2 separate regions of the Homo sapiens genome follow, and region 2 is linked to region 1. A link is a contact called in ENCODE Hi-C or POLR2A ChIA-PET data. All regions are on one chromosome and are shown on one strand. Each heading gives the region's core, a stretch centred on a gene start or an enhancer-like site at or near the end of the contact. The rest is flanking DNA. Distances are from core to core; before and after follow the strand shown.

Region 1 (4,267 bases), core at 696-3,195:
TCGAGACAGAGTCTCGCTCTGTCGCCCAGGCTGGAGTGCAGTGGCCCGATCTCGGCTCAATGCAAGCTCTGCCTCCCGGGTTCACACCATTCTCCTGCCTCAGCCTCCCGAGTAGCTGGGACTACAGGCGCCCATCACCACGCCCGGCTAATTTTTTGTATTTTTAGTGGAGACGGGGTTTCACCGTGTTAGCCAGCATGGTCTCGATCTCCTGACCTCGTGATCTGCCCGCCTCGGCCTCCCAAAGTGCTGGGATTACAGGCGTGAGCCACTGCGCCCGGCCAAAAAAAAAATTCTAGTTGTTTTGGGAATCCTTATATCTTCGTACAAAGGACTAACCGTCTCCTTCTTCCTTCTTTTTCCCTTTCCCTTCACCTTACCTACCCCAGAGAGTGTATTAATGCAAAGATGGATTTGTATCTTTTTTTTTTTTTTTTTTTTGGGATGGAGTTTCGTTGTCGCCCAGGCTGGAGTGCAATGGCGCCGTCTCGGCTCACTGCAAGCTCTGCCTCCCGGATTCAGGCAATTCTCCTGCCTCAGGCTCCTGAGTAGCTGGGATTACAGGCATGCACCACTACGCCCAGCTAATTTTTGTATTTTTAGTAGAGACGGAGTTTCACAGTTTTGGTCAGGCTGGTCTCAAACTCCCGACCTTGTGATCCGCCTGCCTTGGCCTCCCAAAGTGCTGGGATTACAGGCATGAGCCACCGCACCCGGCCATGTATCTTATTAGATTGTATTTACCTGGACTAGACAAGGAAAGAAACTCTCTGGCTGCCAACCTGCCCTTTTGCAAACCTATAGTCACAGTCCCATAAAATAGATGAAGCACAGGCACGGAAATGAAACAGCTCACCACTTATATAACATTATGTTAACTAGGTACCTTCTTCCTGTCTCTGTTCCTCATCTGTGAAATGGGTATAATGATCCTCAGCCTCATAGGGTTATTGGAAAGACTAAATGAACCCATACACCCATAAAGAACCGACCTGGCACATACTAGCATTTGATTGATTTTTTTTTTCTTATTTAAAATTTCACTTCTAAAACCCCAATAGCATTTATTAGGCAATAATCAATCACTGTACTGGAGGAGGTATGCCTGGTCCATTATATTTCCAAGCATAATTAATTGTCGTATCTGTGTTACCTCAGTACTTTGCACACAATTCTGGTATTTCACTTACCATACTAGATACTAATTATTTGTTACTAGATACTAATTATTTTTTGCTATTATTTTGATTGAGTTCCTCAAGGACTGAGATCCTGACTAATTTATTCCAGCATCTAGCACAGGACGTGGAAATCTGACTTCTAAACTCAATTTAAGAGATGATTGGCTGGGCCTGGTGGCTCACGCTTGTAATCCCAGCACTTTAGGAGGCCGAGGCGGGCGGATCACCTGAGGTCGGGAGTTCAAGACCAGCCTGACAAACATGGAGAAACCTCATCTCTAGTAAAAATATAAAAATTAGGCGGGCGTGGTGGCGGGCACCTGTAATCCCAGCTACTTGGAGACAGAATTGCTTGAACCCGAGAGGCGGAGGTGGCAGTGAGCTGAGATCGTGCCACTACACTCCAGCCTGCGCAACAGAGCGAGACTCCGTCTCAAACAAACAAAAAAGTCAGATCTGTGCTAGACGCTGAAAGGAATTAATCAGACAGGATCTCAGTCTTTTAAGAACTTTCAAATACAGAGAAGAGGTGGTAACAAATCATTAGTGTATAATATTGTAAGCGAAAAATTAGAATTGTGTGCTAAGTACTGGGGTAACACAGAGATGGTAATTAATTCTTTCTGGAGAAACAGCAGTGAATGTGACAACCTGAGTGAGGGTGGAAAGCAGGAGAATTTCTAGACTCTGAATTTCAGAAGCTTCCGGAACTAAAATGATGTGGAAGTTGAGTGAGTCTCGGTGGGATATTGCTGCTGCACCTGGTCAAGGCCGTTCCTTCAGTGTTTTCAGACGCCCTGGGAACGCGGCTGCAGGGTCCGGTCTTCGGTTTGCACAGCTAGAGGCCGCGCAGCAGCAAAGGATGAGCGGAACCTTGGAAAAGGTAACGTAGATTCCACGCACGCGGGGCGCGGGGAGATGGCGGACGGTGCAGAGAGGGGAGATGGCGGAGGGTGCAGAGCGGGGAGGTGGCGGCGCGCGGACATCCGGGGATGAGACACTGGGGCGCCCAAGGTCCTTCCCAGCAGCACATGCGGCTGCCTGGCGTTGAAGGGGCTGAGCAGATTCCTTTCCACCCGGGGCGAACTCTGCCGAGCCGACCCGTGCCACGCCCACACCACATGCCACTCTCTCCACCCAGTTTCTGGAAAAGGGAGAGCTCTGCGATGGGAATCACGACACCAGGATACGGTCCCGATTAACTGTGTGACCTTGGGCAGGTCATTTTATATTTGCATTCAGTTATCAACTTCCAGAATTTTTTCTAAGAATGCAGTTTTGACTTGCTGAACTGATGAGGATGTGAAGCTACCTGGTAATAAGGAAACAGCAGTAATAAACTAGGTTTTTGTTCTTTTCTTTCTTTTTTTTTTTTTTTTTTTTTTGACGGATTTCGCTCTGTTGCCCAGGCTGGAGTGCAGTGGTGCGATCCCGGCTCACCACAACCTTCGCCTTCCGGGTTCAAGCGATTCTCCTGCCTCAGCCTCCTCAGTAGCTGGGACTACAGGCGCGGGACACCATGCCGGGCTAATTTTTGTATTTTTAGTAGAGACGGGGTTTCACTGTGTTGGCCAGGCTGGTCTCGAATTCCTGACCACGTGATCTGCCCGCCTCGGCCTCCCAAAGTGCCGGGATTACAGGCATGAGCCACCGCGCCCTGCAATAATTAACAACATTTTCGTTTCCAAAACCTTATTTAAGTGACTGTCATAAAACCGTATGAACCACTATAAATGTGTTCCTGGGCTTTCTCCCGTTCCCTTAACAGATTTAACAGATTTCATTTGTGCTCTTTCAATTGTATCATGCTGCTTAGATTAATGACTCATTTTAGCAATTTATATTAAAATTTTGTTTTAGGCATTAATTGTGGCAACTATATTTCCATGATTCATAGGTCAGCATGGTCGTTGCAGCTCATGGGTCTACCTGTGGTTACCTTGGGGCTGCCCTTGAATGTGTGAGGGCCCACGCCTCACTTCATCCTTTATGAAACAATTCACTTGTTCACCTTAGCCAGTTTGTAAGAATTTGGCCAAATATGGTGCCAAGATAATAGAAAAAAAAATCAGAAAGTTTCAAAATTCCATTGTTAAAGATGGTCACACTGGTGACTACACTCCTTGATTTGCCTTGGTTCCAAGAAGGGCTAAAAGGGAGGGATTATTTTTCAAGGAATACTATTTCCAACCATTCGGTTCTCCATGTTTCACCATATTGCTCAGGCTGGTCTGGAACTCCTGGAAAAGAGCCCATGGAAATCTGTCATTAAGGCCAGCATCTGACATGGGTATATAAGGCCTCTCGACGTCTGATGCCACTGTTCTCTTCCCGACTCCTTAGTTGCTTTAGTCAGCTAACCTCGTCATTATTTGCCAAATGTAAGTCTGTCTCAAAGTGTTAGTTAATACTTTACATTTATAAGGAAGGTCATGGGATTTGTCAGACAGTTCTGTCTCTTGTTATGACCTTGGGCAAGTTATTTAACTTTACTGCTTCTGTTTCCTATCTGTAAAATGCAGATGATGCCCACCACATGGAATTGTAGAGACTATAGGGAATAATGTAAACAGGAATATTTTGTAAGGAATGAAGGATGATGCAAATAATAATATTGATATTGTTCTATAGTTAATAAATTTTCATTTACACAATTTCATTTGATCTTCACAATATCACGAGATAATCCTGGCAGATGCAACAGATGAGGAAATGGAAGCCTCATGTCTGGTATATAATAGAGACTTTAATGTCATACTGATGGCTTGAATGAATGACTGGAACCTAGGCTTTGTTTTTGTTTAGAGACAGGGTCTCACTTTGTCACCCAGGCTAGAGTGCAATGGTGCAGTCATAGTTTACTAAATCCTTGAACTCCTGGGTTCAAGTGATTCTTTTCACTCAGCCTCATGAGCAGCGGGGATTACAGGTGTACACCACCATGCTCAGCTAATTTTTTTTTTTTTTTTTTTTTTTTTGAGACAGAGTCTCCCTCTGTCGCCCAGGCTGGAGTGCAGTGGCGCGATCTCGGCTCACTGCAAGCTCCACCTCCCGGGTTCATGCCATTCTCCTGCCTCAGCCTCCTG
Region 2 (4,267 bases), core at 1,188-3,687, 1.2 Mb after region 1:
AGTTGTAAGACTTCACATTTTCCATATCTTAGTTTGGTAACTTTTTCTAAAACTGTATTAACTTTATCTAGATTTTCAAACTTAAGGAATAAAGTTTGTTTAATATTTATTTCTCATCTCTGTTGTATCCCTGCATATAGTCTCCTTTTCATTAATATCATTTATAACTTTTAAAAATGAGTCTTGCCAGAGGGTTTGTCCGGTTTATTAGATATGTCAAGACTAATATTTGCTTTTGTCAGTCCCCTCTATTGTACTTTGCTTCTTGTTTCATTTATTCTGTTCTTATTTTCATCATTTCCTTTTCTACCTTTTTGGGATTTATTCTGTTCTTCCTTTTCTACATTCTTAAGTTAGATCCTTAACTCATTACTGTTTTGTTGTTCTTATCTCCTGGTATAGGGTCTTTATTTGAGTTCTCCCAGAGGCAAGTTCTGAGACCAGGACCTGAGGGCAATAGTATATGTGAGAGATGCAGGGAGTGCCATAATGAGGTGGGAAAGTAGGAAGGGAAGAAAAGGTGAGCAATAAGGGTGTAGCTTTTAGTAGCTATTGATAATTGCTGTCTAGATTCATTAAATTCATTTTGTCATTAAAGGACAAAATGATGAAATTCTATCATTCATTTGGCATTGGTCAGTTAATTATTTTATGAAGGAGAACTTTTCCCCATCAACTATTTAGTTACCCAGAAATAGGGTTTGTACAGGAAAGGCAGAATAAAAAGCTGCTTTCCTTAGCAAACTCTGAGGTGACCAAAGTGACATTTTTCTCCATATGTCGATATGAACTTTCTTTGCAGTCCTTGTTCTTTTTGATGTTCTAATTTTTCCATATTTGGCCAGTGGAATCACCTTCAAATTGATTCTTACCTTCTTTTGACATGACCTGAAATAGTCTTTTATGGCTTTCTTGCTTTCTGTTAAGATGTTCTAGGCTAATCTTATAAATTTTCTTCCCTGCACCTAAAATCAGCCATTTTTTTCATGGAACCCTGGTTCCTTTGGGGACAAAATAGTATTTTAAGACCCATTATTGCCAGGCGCGGTGGCTCACGCCTGTAATCCCAGCACTTTGGTAGGCCGAGGCGGGCGGATCACGAGGTCAGGAGATCGAGATCATCCTGGCTAACATGGTGAAACCCCGTCTCTATAAAAAATACAAAAAATTAGCCGGGCGTGGTGGTGGGCGCCTGTAGTCCCAGCTACTCGGGAGGCTGAGGCAGGAGAATGGCGTGAACCCGGGAGGCGGAGCTTGCAGTGAGCCAAGATGACGCCACTGCACTCCAGCCTGGGCGGCAGAGACACACTCCATCTCAAAAAATAAAAATAAAAATAAAAAAGACCCATTATTTGGGCTTATTACGATGAGTTGGTCTCTGGTTCTAGGCCTTTTTTTTTTTCTTTTTTTTTTTTTTTTTTTTAGAAAAATACAGCAGGTTGTATTGAGGTTGGCACCTATGTTCTTTCAAAGAACCCTCATCATTTTGTGAGTTCTTTCCTTGTGGCACCACGATGTTCCAGGCTCATCTTGTATGTTCCCTGCCTCAGCACAGGATTTTTTTTAATGAGAAAAATATCACGAATTCAAATTTACAGAAGCTTTACATTTTTATGTCCTCTAAGTTAGCAGTCTGTCTTTCCTTTTATTGGCGTTTGTAAAATTTCTTCTTTTTAAAATTGTTATATTTTAGAGACAGGGTCTCGCTCTGTCACCCAGGCTGGAGTGCAGTGGTGCAATCACAGCTCACCACAGCCTCCAACTCCTGGGCTCAAGGCATCCTCCCACGTAGGCCTTCCAAAGCGCTGAGATTGTAGGCATAAGCCACCAGGCCCAGCCTATTACCTTTACGTTGTACTTAGTCCCAGATAAAAAATGACCTTAGATCAGTCCTTTCCTCTTTGGCTGGGGAGAGGGGGGCTTAAATTCCGGTACTGTGAAACAGAAGAATGGACTCAGTGCTATGTGACAAATCTATGTATGTAAATGTGTGTATATACACACACATAAATTATATATATGAATATATTTTCATTTTCATATTTTGCAAGGAGAGTAGCCAATGCTCTGGACCTCTGGTCCTTTTTGTAGGGTACCCTCTGAGGCCGGGAACCTTTGCTCAACTCTCAGGCTGTCCAGGGAAGCTTTAGGCGGTGATACCGAGCTACAGACCAATATAAGAGCTCGGGGCTGTGGCACTGAAGAGAGGAGGCGGCCGTTGGGAACTGAGGTGGGCCCAGGGCTTGAGCTGAGTTGGCGAGGGTGGAGGTGGTGCCGGTCCCACGCCGTGGTGGGGACCGAGCTGCGGGCTGGAGGGAGGGGCAGCGCCGAGGGGGCGGGACGGGGAGGGCTCGCGGAGTAGGCCAACGGTTGGCCCCAACCGCCACTGACTACAGCCTGCGCCCGCCTCTTTTCGTTGCCGTTACCTGTTTCCGGCAGTCGACACGCTCTTCGCTTCTCGGGGCTTGTCTCCGTGTCCTCCGTCTCAGTTGTTTCTCCCTCTCTATCCTCCTCTGTCTCAGTCTCCCCAGCCTTGGGGCCGGTGCCTCTTCCGGGCTTCGGCGAATGAGACCTGCGGACCTGCCCCCGCGCCCCATGGAAGAATCCCCGGCGTCCAGCTCTGCCCCGACAGAGACGGAGGAGCCGGGGTCCAGTGCAGGTGAGCGGGGTTGGGAGACAGGAGAGCTCCCCGAGGAGGACTCAACTGTGGGGACAGGTTGAGCAAGACCATCTGCGTTTGGGAAATCCAGCCTTGGATTATTGAGACAGAGCCACCTAGTCGGCTAGGATCTGACCTGGCCAGAGAATTCTTGGCTAGTCCTATTTTTATTCGTTCTCACAGAAGCCGAACTTAAACCTCAGAATTATCACTCCAGAGATGAAAGGGAACTGAGACTGGAAAAGCCCTGCTTACCAAAGGTCTCTGGGCGGCAGAAAGAGCCCTGAGCTTCAGTTTCAACTTAGGAGACCTGGGTCTTGGTCCAGATTTTACTGTGGAGTGGCGTTCAGTAAGCTTTGTCCCCATCCCGGGCCCGAGTTTTCCCATCTATACCATGAGAGGGTTTAGACTACAGATCTTCAAAGGTCTGGCACGTGGTAGGTGCTCCTTAAATATTACTTGTTAGGAGTGAATAAATGAGATAGGAAGGCCTCCTGGGATTCACTGGAGGCTCATTGGGTTAGTTGGAGGCTGTGGAATTACATTATTATAGTCTGAGAAGTAGGCGGTATTATCTCCATTTTATAAGTGAGGAAACTGAAGCTCAGAAGTAAAGTGACTTGCTAGTAAGTGTCAAAGATAAGTCAGACTTCAGAGTCCATGCTAGGCTATACTCTCTCCCAGTAAGAAAGCGGGAAGGACTTGATGGGAAAGTGATTATATCGAGCAGCAAGTAATCATTTGAATTCTCTGCTTAAATGAACCCCAGAGCAGGCCCATATCTGATTATTTTCTATCCCGTTTCCAGCACCTGATTTGTGTGAAACGTTTTGGGTGGCAATGCCAGAATCACCATCTATATTACTTCTGTCATCAACACGATCAGCATAATTACAAAAATTAATGGCTCTAATTGTTATAGTGATAATAAAGCATAAATGAAATTGTGAGGACATCAAAATTTATAATTAAAGACACCTATTAAAACAGCAGTTTAAAATTTATAAAACACTTTTGAGTGGTTCTTCATATTGATCTGCTTAGGTAGGTATTATTATCCATAGTTTACAAGCAAGGAATCCAAGACCTAGAGGTTGAGTAACCATCAAAACGTCATGCAGCAAGAAATGGAGCTGAGACTTGAATCCAGCCCATGTGACAAGTTGTGCTTCTCCTTTGGTGATTATTTCCCTATTTCCTCTCCATTTCCTTTTTTTTTTGAGATGGAGTCTTGCTGTGTCACCCAAGCTGGAGTGCAGTGGTGCAGTCTCGGCTCACTGCAACCTCCGTCTCCTGGTTTCAAGTGATTCTCCTGCCTCAGCCTCCCGAATAGCTGGGATTACAGGTGGATGCCACCATGCCTGGCCAATTTTTTTTGTATTTTTAGTAGAGATGGGGTGTCACCATGTTGGCCAGGGTGGTCTCGAACTCCTGACCTCAAGTGATCTGCCCACCTCAGCCTCCCAGAGTGGTGGGAATATAGGCATGAGCCACCGCACCCAGCCTCTTCCTTTCCTGTTCTGAGCCCTAACCCGCTCCATGCCTATCCTGTGCTCCATTCTTCTTATCACCTGGAGAATTCCTGTTTAGATTTAACTAATAGTCACA

What was found. A loop is a pair of places that touch in the nucleus more often than their neighbours do. ChIA-PET counts read pairs that join two places held with the same protein, here RNA polymerase II (POLR2A). Pooled maps may share reads with other maps.
Region 2: a pooled map shows a loop between it and region 1 (2.7-fold over the local background). The contact joins the promoter of NEU3 here to the promoter of MRPL48 in region 1. A Hi-C loop is called at or near these places in 4 of 50 pooled maps. POLR2A ChIA-PET finds 5 or more read pairs at or near these places in 2 of 52 experiments (CD8-positive, alpha-beta memory T cell and Caco-2).

What each region holds. Positions count from the first base shown.
Region 1 is chr11:73,785,929-73,790,195 of GRCh38, forward strand. It overlaps MRPL48 (mitochondrial ribosomal protein L48), which reads left to right and starts at 1,946. Exons shown (of 8, transcript NM_016055.6): 1 at 1,946-2,064. The coding sequence starts at 2,044. RefSeq lists enhancers at 1,880-1,939, 2,080-2,159.
Region 2 is chr11:74,986,496-74,990,762 of GRCh38, forward strand. It overlaps NEU3 (neuraminidase 3), which reads left to right and starts at 2,438. Exons shown (of 3, transcript NM_006656.6): 1 at 2,438-2,659. The coding sequence starts at 2,566. RefSeq lists enhancers at 2,188-2,237, 2,518-2,707.